2 separate regions of the Homo sapiens genome follow, and region 2 is linked to region 1. The links are chromatin loops, found by intact Hi-C in ENCODE. Cell type or tissue: HCT116. All regions are shown on one strand. Links, peaks and the distances in the headings refer to the core of each region. The heading gives the core; the rest is flanking DNA.

What was found. Hi-C counts contacts between places; a loop is a spot of excess contacts. Peaks named below come from ENCODE experiments on the same cell type or tissue, not always from the same donor. Only the 100,000 strongest peaks of a DNase experiment are listed, where the experiment ranks them.
Region 2: it touches region 1 in a loop (2.3-fold over the local background); 16 of 110 quality-filtered maps call a loop at or near these places.

The regions. Positions count from the first base shown.
Region 1 is chr19:54,768,554-54,773,930 of GRCh38, reverse strand. It overlaps KIR2DL1 (killer cell immunoglobulin like receptor, two Ig domains and long cytoplasmic tail 1), which reads right to left and starts at 4,138. Exons shown (of 8, transcript NM_014218.3): 1 at 4,047-4,138; 2 at 3,047-3,082; 3 at 299-598. The coding sequence starts at 4,080. It overlaps LOC101928804 (a long non-coding RNA gene), which reads left to right and starts at 2,867. Exons shown (of 3, transcript NR_110738.1): 1 at 2,867-2,909; 2 at 2,994-3,190; 3 at 4,040-4,509. In HCT116, for the core only: no CTCF peak of the experiment used is centred there; a DNase peak (open chromatin) is centred at 2,651.
Region 2 is chr19:54,857,399-54,862,775 of GRCh38, reverse strand. It overlaps KIR3DL2 (killer cell immunoglobulin like receptor, three Ig domains and long cytoplasmic tail 2), which reads right to left. Exons shown (of 9, transcript NM_006737.4): 6 at 3,647-3,697. Among named protein-coding and RNA genes, the nearest start is that of KIR3DL2, 9.6 kb to the right of the region's middle. In HCT116, for the core only: no CTCF peak of the experiment used is centred there; a DNase peak (open chromatin) is centred at 3,201; H3K27me3 peaks cover 1,140 bases.

The DNA.
Region 1 (5,377 bases), core at 226-5,225:
GAGCAAAGTCAGCATGGAGGGACACCTCTCTCTGGGACATGTCTGTCTGTGTGTCTCCTTTAACTCTTTCTGTCTTTTCTAACTCCCGGTATGGCCCCTGTGTCTGTTCTCTGTTATGACACCTGGTCTCTACTTGTGTCTCCTGTTTCTCTGTCTCTGTTGGCACAGACCTCACCAAGTCAGTCTCTCTCCATAAGAATACCAAGCTCATCTTCCTTACAGCCACCTGGGTCTCCAATTCCTGGATCATTCACTCTGCATCCCAATGACAATGAGAAGAAAGTCTGGACACTCTCACCTATGATCACGATGTCCAGAGGGTCACTGGGAGCTGACACCTGATAGGGGGAGTGAGTAACAGAACCGTAGCATCTGTAGGTCCCTGCCAGGTCTTGCGTCATGCGACTGATGGAGAAGTTGGCCTTGGAGACCCCATCATGGTGTTCTCCAATGAGGCGCAAAGTGTCGTTAAACATCCCCTCTCTGTGCAGAAGGAAGTGTTCAAACATGACATCTGACCAACACTGCAGGATGACTGTCTCTTCTGATTTCACCAGGCGACCTGGGTGGGCCAGGAGGGAAGGTTTTCTGTGGACTCCTAGGAAGAGAGGTTGTGAGTTTAGAAGGTGTCTCTCTTTATCATCCCATCCATGGCACCTGGATTGAGTCAGGCTTCCCCTTCCTGGTGTCTTATCTCTCTCCTTCCTCTCTGTGTCTTCATGTTCTTTTCTGTGCCCATAACTCCTGGTGCAGGTCCTTCCATCTGTCTCCCTCACTCTTCTCTGTCCCTCTGTCTCTAGTAGCCTCTGATTCCCTTGCCGCTGGGCTCAGCCTCATCTCTTGGGCTGTTGTATCTATTTCGAACTAATGTCTTTCCTGCTGTCTATGTGGGGGTGGAAGAGGAACCAGGATAGGCTGCACATCCAGGCTCTTAGCAGCCTGGTTCAATCTCTTTTGGACGAATTGGAATCCTTGGCAGGAGGTATGAACTGATCAGTAAGGCAGGCACCAGTGGCCACACACCCTGTTCCTGGTAGGGACTGGGAGCCACTCTTGCCATGCCAGTGCCAGCTTCCATAGGCTGGCTCCTGGTGCTGGTTGGAGGAGTATCAACCCCTCCCTATGTGGATGGAGCCTGGTGGTGGCATCATCATCTGAGCCTTGCTGATCTCAGTGTAGCCAACCTTCTCCTTGTTTGGTTTCTTTAATTAATTAATTAATTTTGGCGACAGAGTCTCACTCCTTTGCCCAGGCTGGAGTGAAGTGGTGTGGTCTAGGCTCACTGCAACCTCTGTCTCCTGGGTTCAAGTGATTCTCCTGCCCTCAGCCTCCCAAGTCGCTAGGATTACATGCACCTGCCACCATGCCTGGCTATCCTTGTGTTGTTTCTTAACTTGTCCTTGACCTGGGTTCCAGTGTTGGTTTCCTGTTGCTGCTGTAGAAAATTATCAGAAGCATGGCACCAGGAGAGAGCACACTAACCCCTTCCAATTCTGGAGACAGAAATCGGACCCTGTTTGTCGTGGGTAAAATCAAGGCACCTGCAGGGCTTCGTTCCCTCTGGAGACTCAGGAGAATCAGTTCCTTGACTTTTCCAGCCTCTATAGGCCACCTGCATTCATGGCTCCTGGACTTCCTCCACCTTCAAAGCTGATGGAGACTCCCATTATGCTGCTGTAATCCCCACTCCCCTCTTCCTCCTCCTTTCATGTGGACCCCTGTGACTACACTGAGCCCATCAGGACAGTCCAGGCTGTCTCCCCATCTCAAGGTCAACTCATCAACAACCTGAGCTCCATCTTCTCCTTCAGTCCCTTCCCCTATATCATAAATAGTCACAGACTCCAGGGATTAGAATGTAGTCATCACTGGGGACAATTATTCTTCCCACCACAGCACCCATTTCCCTGTATTCAATCCCCCTTTACCCCAAATACAGTCAGGACTTGCATGATGGGACCCGCAAGGACACGCCCACCAGGAGCTCTGGGATTCAGGAGGTGGGACAAGGAGAATCCCAGACAGGAGCCCTCTGACCTGTGACCGTGATCTCCAGGGGGTTGCTGGGTGCCGACCACCCACTGGGGTAGTGTGGTTGTGAACCCCGACATGTATAGGTCCCTGCGTGTGCTGGGGTCACAGGGCCCATGAAAAGGCTGTTCCAGAATATTATGTTGTAGAGCTCAGGGACAGGCACCCCATCTTCCTTTTACAGACTGAAGTTGTTAAACCCAAGATAAGAATGACACTGAAGAATCACATGTCCTGGAGGCACCACAGGGCTTGGCCAGGCAGACAGCAAGGGCTTGTCCTGACCACCGTGGGGAGAAGGAGGCACCGCCTTAGAGAGGAGGATGTGGAGCCGCCCCTCCCTCCCTGTGCTCTGAAGATTCTCCTCGCTTTCCAAGTTTCTATGGCTGCTATCACACCTTGGTGCCCAGGGCTAAAGGAAGGACCCATCCCGCAAACACAAGGTGTCTCCCTACAACAAAAGTGTCAGCTGAGAACTTTGAGCAAGTGCTGAGTAAGAGACTCCTACTAGATTTTAATACTGTAAGATTACTCACATAAAACAACACAGGGTAGACATGGGGTGGAGGGCATGTCCTTTGAGAATGGAATATCAGCCGATGCCTGAACGAAAATAAACAACTGAGTCCCCATCAGAGGATTGGAATGTCAGGGCCATGGCTGTGGTTTTCCCACCTCTTCTGGTAGAATGACAGCAGCCACACTGCAGCCCCTACCGTCATGGAAACGCTGAAGTGTGTGAGTAACACCTTTGTCCTCAGAGGATCTGCTGTTCCTACCACTTCCCCACCACACACCCCAGCTTTGAGCACCGTAGTCTAACCCTGGTCCCCACAGAACTTGACTCTGCCAAGGGAATGAAAGGCCAGGGAGGCAAGGTCAGAAATGTGGGCCCAGCACCCCAGGGTCCCTTCTTCCTAGTTTATGAGAGACTCCCTGACAGGACTTCCCTCCCATTTCAGGAAAATCCTCTTATGTGGGGAGATGACACCCGAAGGTTGGGAGAAGGACTCACCCTCATGTGGCCAGGCCCCCTGCAGCAAGAAGAACCCTGGAAAGAAAGATCATGATGGATGACCCATCTGCAGGCAAACCAGGGCACCCTTGCTGCCCCCACTGGGCTGTGAGTCTTGGTAGCCAGGCCCTTCCTGGGCTGAAGGTAAACTCACCCTCAGTGCCTACCTGCACCCAAGAACAGGGCTGTCGGCTGTGCAGAGACCCAGCCTCCAGGTCCATATCCCCACCTCAAGCCCATATCTCCACTCCAGGCCCATATCTCCACTCCAGGCCGATATTTCCACCCTAAGCCCATATCGCCAATCCAGGCCCATATCTCCAATCCAGGCTCAGATCTCCACCCTGGGCCCATATCTCCAATCCAGGCCCTTATCTCCACTCCAGGTCCATATCTCCTCTCCAGTCCCATATCTCCACTCCAGGCCCATATATCCTCTCCAGTCCCATATCTCCACACCCAGGCCCGTATCTCCATCCTAGGCACATATCTCCTCTCCAGGCCCAGATATCGACCTCTAGGCCCATATCTCCACTCCTGGCCCATATCTCCACTCCAGGCCCAGATATCGACCTCTAGGCCCATATCTCCACTCCTGGCCCATATCTCCACTCCAGGCCCATGTCTCCACTTCAGGCCCATATCTCTACTGCAGGCCCATAACTCCACCTCCAGGCCCATGACTCCACTCCAGGCCCATATCTCCACCTCCAGGCCCATATCTCCCCTCCAGGTTCCTATCTCCCCTCCAGGTTCCTATCTCCACTCCAGGCCCAGATCTCCACTACAGTCCCATCACTCCACCTCCAGGCCTATATCTCGACCTCTGGGCCCAGATCTCCACTTCTAGGCCCATCACTCCATCTCTAGGCCCATATATCCACTCCAGGCCCAGATCTCCACTCCAGGCCCATAACTCCACCTCCAGGCCTATATCTCCACCTCTGGGCCCAGATCTCCATCCCCTCACTCCCTCCCTCTATTGCTTTCCAGGACTCACCAACACACGCCATGCTGACGACCAAGAGCGACATGGTGCTGCCGGAGCAGACAGGCAGCCGCGACCGAGCTCAGCTCAGCAGCGCACAGGATGTTATTTGGCGCCCTGCCCATGCAGTTTACATGTTGACCACATCATGGGAGGGTGACGTACGCAGGCTCTTTCTACCTTGCATGAGGCCCAGTGGGTGCTCGCTCAAGAGCGGAACACGGCTTCCTGGAAATTGTTCTCGCTAGAATTTGACACCTAGTGTCCTTCACTATGACCAACTCAAAACACGTCTGAGATCCAACCTCCCGAACACGAGATGCCTAAAATCTGTGCTAACATGAAAGACTTTTCATGTATTTCTATTGTTTTTATCTGAGATTCAAACTCTTCTTCCTGTGTAATATGCAAAATATCTAATAGGTATTATTAATGTTTTCAGAGTCATTGTCACTAATAAACCATTAGAATTTTTCATGCTTGTATTTCTAGTATTACAGCAGAACCAGTTAAAATGATTTAAATTCCCAGGGAAGGATTATGCAATTATTTACAATCTTAGAATTGTACTTTATCAGTAAAAACCCCACCTGTAAATTCTGGAGTTTTGTAGTTTAATCTAAAATTTGTCTCATGACCCAAGATTCCAGAGTCCCAACTCTGGAGTTTGTTTTCCGTCTGTCTCTCTCCCTCCCTCATTTTAAATTTTACAGAAATATCCAGTAACATAATGCTATAGAAAATCAAGTTTCCCCAGCACGTTGGGAAGCCGAGGTGGGCGGATCAACTGAGATAAGGAGTTTGAGAGCAGCCTGGCCAATATAGTGAAACCGTGTCTCTGCTAAAAATCCAAAAATTAGCCGTGCCTGGTGGCAGGCACCTGTAACGCCAGCTACTCAAGAGGCTGAGGCATGAGAATCGCTTGAACCTGGGAGGCAGAAGTTGCAGTGAGCTGAGATTGTGTCACTGCAGTCCAGCCTGGGCGACAGAGCAAGACTCCGCCTCAAGAAAAAAAAGCAAATAGCCTATAATAACAAATTAGAGAGCTCTGGCTACTAAATTTAAAGGGTTCTATAAGGCTACATAAAGTGCAGCATCATCAAGAGTGTGGACACAGAGAGCCCCTTAGCAGAAACAGTGTCTAAAGTACATCCGTGTACACACAGTCCCTTTAGAGTTGACAAAGGCTGCCGTGTGGTTTAAGGTGGCATAGAATGTCTTCTCAATAAATAATATTAAACCAATGGGTTATACCTAGGAAAAAATAAATCTAACTCACACTATAAAAACACTTCTTAGTTTTTATCTAGTTGTACATTTTTTATGATTTATATTTAAATTTG
Region 2 (5,377 bases), core at 193-5,192, 89 kb before region 1:
TATAGCAACAAAAATGGACTAAGACAGCAACGTCCTGAGATCAGGAGGAACGTCTCAGAACAGCCTGTGCTGTCTTCCTGTTCTTCCTGGAGGAGGACGTCATGCAGTGCTTTAGCTGAGTGCTTCCTGTGGCTTCAGGGTACAAAACCCAGGCTGGGCTATTTTCTGGCTTCCCCCAGATACACTGCAAATGAGGTGACTCCATATGTCCCGAGCAGCTTTTCTGAGCCTTGAGGGACTGGCTCACGTTGAAATGTAGGCTTCTGTTGTCACTCGCTGCTTATCTGTTAGTAATGAACCTGCCTATGTAACGTATTCTCTGTGTGTTCTGTCTCCCTGGAGTGACGGTGAGTGATAGAAATTGGCATAGGCCCAGGTGCAGTACAGCAGGTGTTTAGAGTCTTCTCTGGAAAGACTGGACTGGGATTGATACACAGTGAATGTGCTTTACAGTTTCTACATCCACAACCCTCTTGACTCAAATTACATTCTCCAAGAAAAGGACACAAAAGTGAAATCAAGATCAAAAAAGCAAAGTAGAATTCTCTTATGTCAAACAGCCAGGAAATAATGATGAAGCCCATGTGAAACGTGCTACTCTTTGTGATCTCGCGAGACACATGTTAGGCTGCTGTTCCACCTGAGAGGCTGGGGGAAAGACCACCCCCTCCACCATCTATTGCTTCAAAACCACCTGTCCTCCTGTGAATTAGTAGGAAAGGGGAGCAGGAGCTAGTGCTGGTGCTGATCTCTGATTCCAAGATCTGAACTCACTCCAAGGAGTATTAGCGTTTACCTCCCCATGATCTATCTGTATCTCCACAGGTGATTGGAAGTAGGGGTGAGGTGGGGGATTTGGGTGAGGGGGAAAGTTTCTTGTGATGAACAGAGCACTTTCCCTATTTCAGGGCCTGTGCTGGTGGGTTCAGGGGGCTTTCATATTTTCCATATGATCTCATGTTCACAGAAAGCCAAATATGGAAGAGGTTTTAGGCTGATTTTCTAATGGATAAGATAAAGGATCAAAGAAGTAATTATAGAGGAATAGAAAAATGATGATTGGAATTCAGGTGCCTGCATCATTTGTGTATATTATTATATTTATGTATTTTTTATTTTTATTTTTTGAGACAGAGTATCCCTGTGTAGCCCAGGCTGGTGTGCAGTGATGCGATCTCCACTCACTGCAACCTCTGCCTCCAGGGCTGAAGTCATTCTCCTGCTTCCTCCTCCAGAGTAGCTGGGATTACAGTCATGCACCACCATCATGCCTGTTTAATTTTTGTATTTTTAGTAGAGATAGGGTTTCTCCATGTTGGCCAGGCTGGTCTCGAACTCCTGACTTCATGTGATCCACCCGCGTTGGCCTCCTGAAGTGCTGGGTTACAGGCGTGAGCCACCGTTCACAGCCTTGTATATTATGCTATACTAGGTCCCTTCATTTGCACCACCCCTCATCTAGCTCTCCCTCCTCTGCCAGGTATTGATTTAGATGCAGGAGAAATAAATCTCAGAAATAAGTTAGTGAAGCGAGGATTAAACTACCAGGAAAAATTAAACCCAGCAAGCCTTTCCAGCCAATGATTCTACCTCACAAACATATCTTATATCCATCTACTTCATTCATTTAGTGTCTAAATCAGCACCACATTTCACCAGTGGGGCGGCAATTGCCTTTTCCACGGTCTCCTAGATTCCAGTTATGCAACTGAGCCTCCCTTATTTTCATGTCAGTCATATTAATCATGTAGGGATTCCTGGTTACCTCGAGGTGAATCCAATGGCTGTGAGTGTCAAACACACGCTCCTTGTTGCTCCTTAGTTTCCTGTGTACCCAGTGTGCTCTCCGTCTCTCTACAGTCATCTTGTCATTCTCCCCACCTCATTCCCAGCATTTGAGTCAGAGCCTCTTCCTTCCACATCAGATTGTTTTCACCTTTGTGCCTTCACGGCTGACAGCTGTGTGTGCAAAATCCTTCCGCCAATCTTTCAGGGGTTCAATCCGTGTTTTTCATTAATGTCACAAATATCTGATTAGTGAGAACTTCTCTGTCACCTGAAATAATACACTCAGCATTATCTATTATTGATTTGAAAATTTGGCTTGGCCCCGTGGCTCATGCCTCTTATCCCAGCGTGTTGGGAGGCAGAGGCTATTGGATCACCTGAGGTTGGGAATTTGAGACCAGCCTGGCCAACATGGTGAAACATCCTCTCTACAGAAAATATGCAAAAAGAGTTAGCCGGGCGTGGTGGTTGTGGTCTGTAATCCCAGCTACTGGAGAGGCTGAGGGAGGAGATCAGTTCAGCCCAGGAGGTGGAGGTTGCAGTGAGCCGAGATCATGCCACCGCACTCTAGCCTGGACGACAGAGCAAGGCTCCGTCTCAATAAACAAGTAGGTAAATACATAAATAAATAGATTTCATGCACAGATGCTTCTCAATAGATCATTCATTTATTGGTCCCCTTGTGCCTACATTTTCTGCCCTCCCATTTAACCATCTGCAAGATCAGTGTCCCAAGAACAGAGGCCAAATGCATCTTGTTCACTGTTTGTGGAAGGCAGGAGAATGTTGTCCCACCCCAAAAATGTCCATGTCCTAGCCTCCATAGCTTGTGAATATGTTATTTTACATGAAAGGAGGAATGAAGATTGCAGATGGAATTATGGTTGCTAGTCAGCTGAACTTAAAAGGAGGGTATCCTGGATGATTTCCGGGAGATTATGATGGATTTTCATCTTGGTGAACCCAATAGAATCCCCAAGTTTTCAAAAGAAGGGCAAGAAGGGAGAGCAGCATTCAGAGAAAGAGGTGTGGTAAGGAAGAAGGGTCTGAGTGATGCCATGTGAGATGTGACCAGTCTTTGTGGGCTTTGAGGAAGGAGGAAGGGTACCAGGAGCCAAGGAACATGGGAGCCTCTAGAAGCTGAGAAAAGTGAGAAGCAGATTCTTGCCTGGAACCCTCAGAGGGAAGGCAGCCTTGCTGTCACCTTGATTTTAGCCCAGTGACATGCACGTCATGCTTTGAGCTACAGCACTGTAAGATAATTAAATAACCGTTTTGTTTTCACACACGAATCTTGTGGAAATTTGTTATGGCAACAATAGGAAAAGCTTCCACACTGCACAGCCTGAGCATGGGGCTGTGGCTGAATGAGTCACTGAGTCGAAGTGTGCGTGCATGAGCTCTGTTCTCTGTTACGGCAAGGCTCTTGCTCTGCTGAGTCAGCCAGGGTTGCCTGATGACCAACAGTAATTCATTCCTTGGCAAGTGGAACTTCTCTAAAACACCCACCCTCATCAGATGTTCCCTTCCCTTCCCTCTCTCAAGCCCCCGGGAATTTATCCTCCAGTTAGGAATGCAGGCAGAAAAAACACTGCATTTTTCCTGAGAAGGATGTCAGATTGGCAATTATTCTTCTAGCTTGTAGGAGGTCTCACCTGCAGGAAATTAAAGGTAAAGAGACTTCGCTGAGCCCTTTGGTGGCCCTAGATCCCTTTCACTGTTGGAGTGTCTGGAGTTCAGAGATGGTGGAAGACAGGCCCTCATTCACAGAGCTGGGAGGTTTGAGCCAACACTTGCATCCAAGGCTTCCACCTCCCCAGGTTTCCAAAAGCAGAGATAAGAGGGGTCCTTTACTCACCAGATTTGGAGCTTGGTTCTGTGGGTGAAGGCCAACTACTTGAAGGGTTTCCTAGAACACGGGACAGGAGAGATGTGAGGAAATGAGGGTGCTTGTCCTCTACTCAATGGAAATCTTTGAGGTTGGTTCATGGCCAACACTCTGTTATCTAATGTTGGACCCTGGGAGTCTTGGGATCCTTTTCTCCATAATTTTTGTGTGCGATGCCCACTGTCTTGAGACTTGAAGGTATAAAGAGAAAACAGGAGCATCACACTACCTGACTTAGAAATATGTTACAGAGCTGTAGTAAGCAAAACAGCATGACATTGGCATAAAGAAAGGCACATAAAAAATGGAACAGAATGGAGAACACAGATATAATCCATGCATTTACATCCAATGGCTTTCTTTTGTGTGTGTGTGATAGAATCTTGCTCTGTCATGCAGGCTGGAGTGTAGAGGTGCAATCTCAGCTCAATGCAACCTCCACTTCCTGGATTCAAGAAATTCTCTTGCTTCAAACTCCTGAGTAGTGGTATTACAGGCACTGATCACCATGCTCAGCTAATTTTTGTATTTTTAGTAGAGACGAGGTTTCACTCTGTTGGCCAGCCTGGTCTTGAACTCCTGGCTTTAGGTGATCCACCCGCCTCGGCCTCCCAAAGTGCTGGAATTGCAGGTGTGAGCCACCATACCCAGCCCATTTAATGGACTTTGACAAAGGTGCCGAGAACTTACAATCAGGAAAGGACAGTCTTCAATAAATGGTGTGGGGAAAACTGGATATCTACATGCAGAGGAATAAAACTGCATCTATACCTGTCACCTTACACAAAAATCAAATGAAAATGGATTAAAAACATGAGTCTAAGGCCTGAACCTATGAAACATGTAGAAGAAAATAATGGGGAAGACATTTGTCTGATGAAAGACATTTTGTTTAAAACCTTCAAAACACAAGTAATCAAAGCAAAAAATAGACCATTAGGATTACATCAAACCAAGCAACTTCTGCACCACCAAAGATAAACCAACAAAGTGAAGAGACAACCCACAAAATAGGAGCAAATATTTGCAAACTATTCATCTGAGATGGGATTAATAACTGGAAATATAAGAAGCTCAAACAACTCAATAAAACAATTTAATTAAAAAACGAGCAAAAGACATGAGGAGACATTTCTCCACAAACAAAACATAGAAATGGCGATCACGTATATGAAAAAGTGCTCAGCATCACTCATCATCACAGAAATGTAAATTACAATCGCGATGAGTTTTCATCTCATCCCATTAAAATGCCTTTTAGGCCGGTGGCTCACGCCTGTAATTCCAGCACTTTGGGAGGCGGAGGTGGGCGGATCACCTGAGGTCGGGAGACCAGCCTGACCAACATGGAGAAACTCCCTCTCTACTAAACATACAAAAATTAGCTAGGCGTGGTGGCACATGCCTGTAATCCCAGCTACTTTGGAGGCTGAGGCAGGAGAATCAGTTGAACGCGGGAGGCAGAGGTTGCAGTGAGCCGAGATCACACCCTTGCACTCCAGCCTGGGCGACTATGAGTGAAACTCCATCTCAACATAAATAAATAAATAAATAAAGTAAAGTAAAATGGCTTTTATCTGCAAGACAGGCAAAACAAATGCTGGCAAGATGGTAGAGAAAGGAGAACCCTGGTACCCTGTTGGTAGGAATGTAAATTAGTACAACTATTATGGAGAAAAGTATGGAAAATCTTTAAAAAAC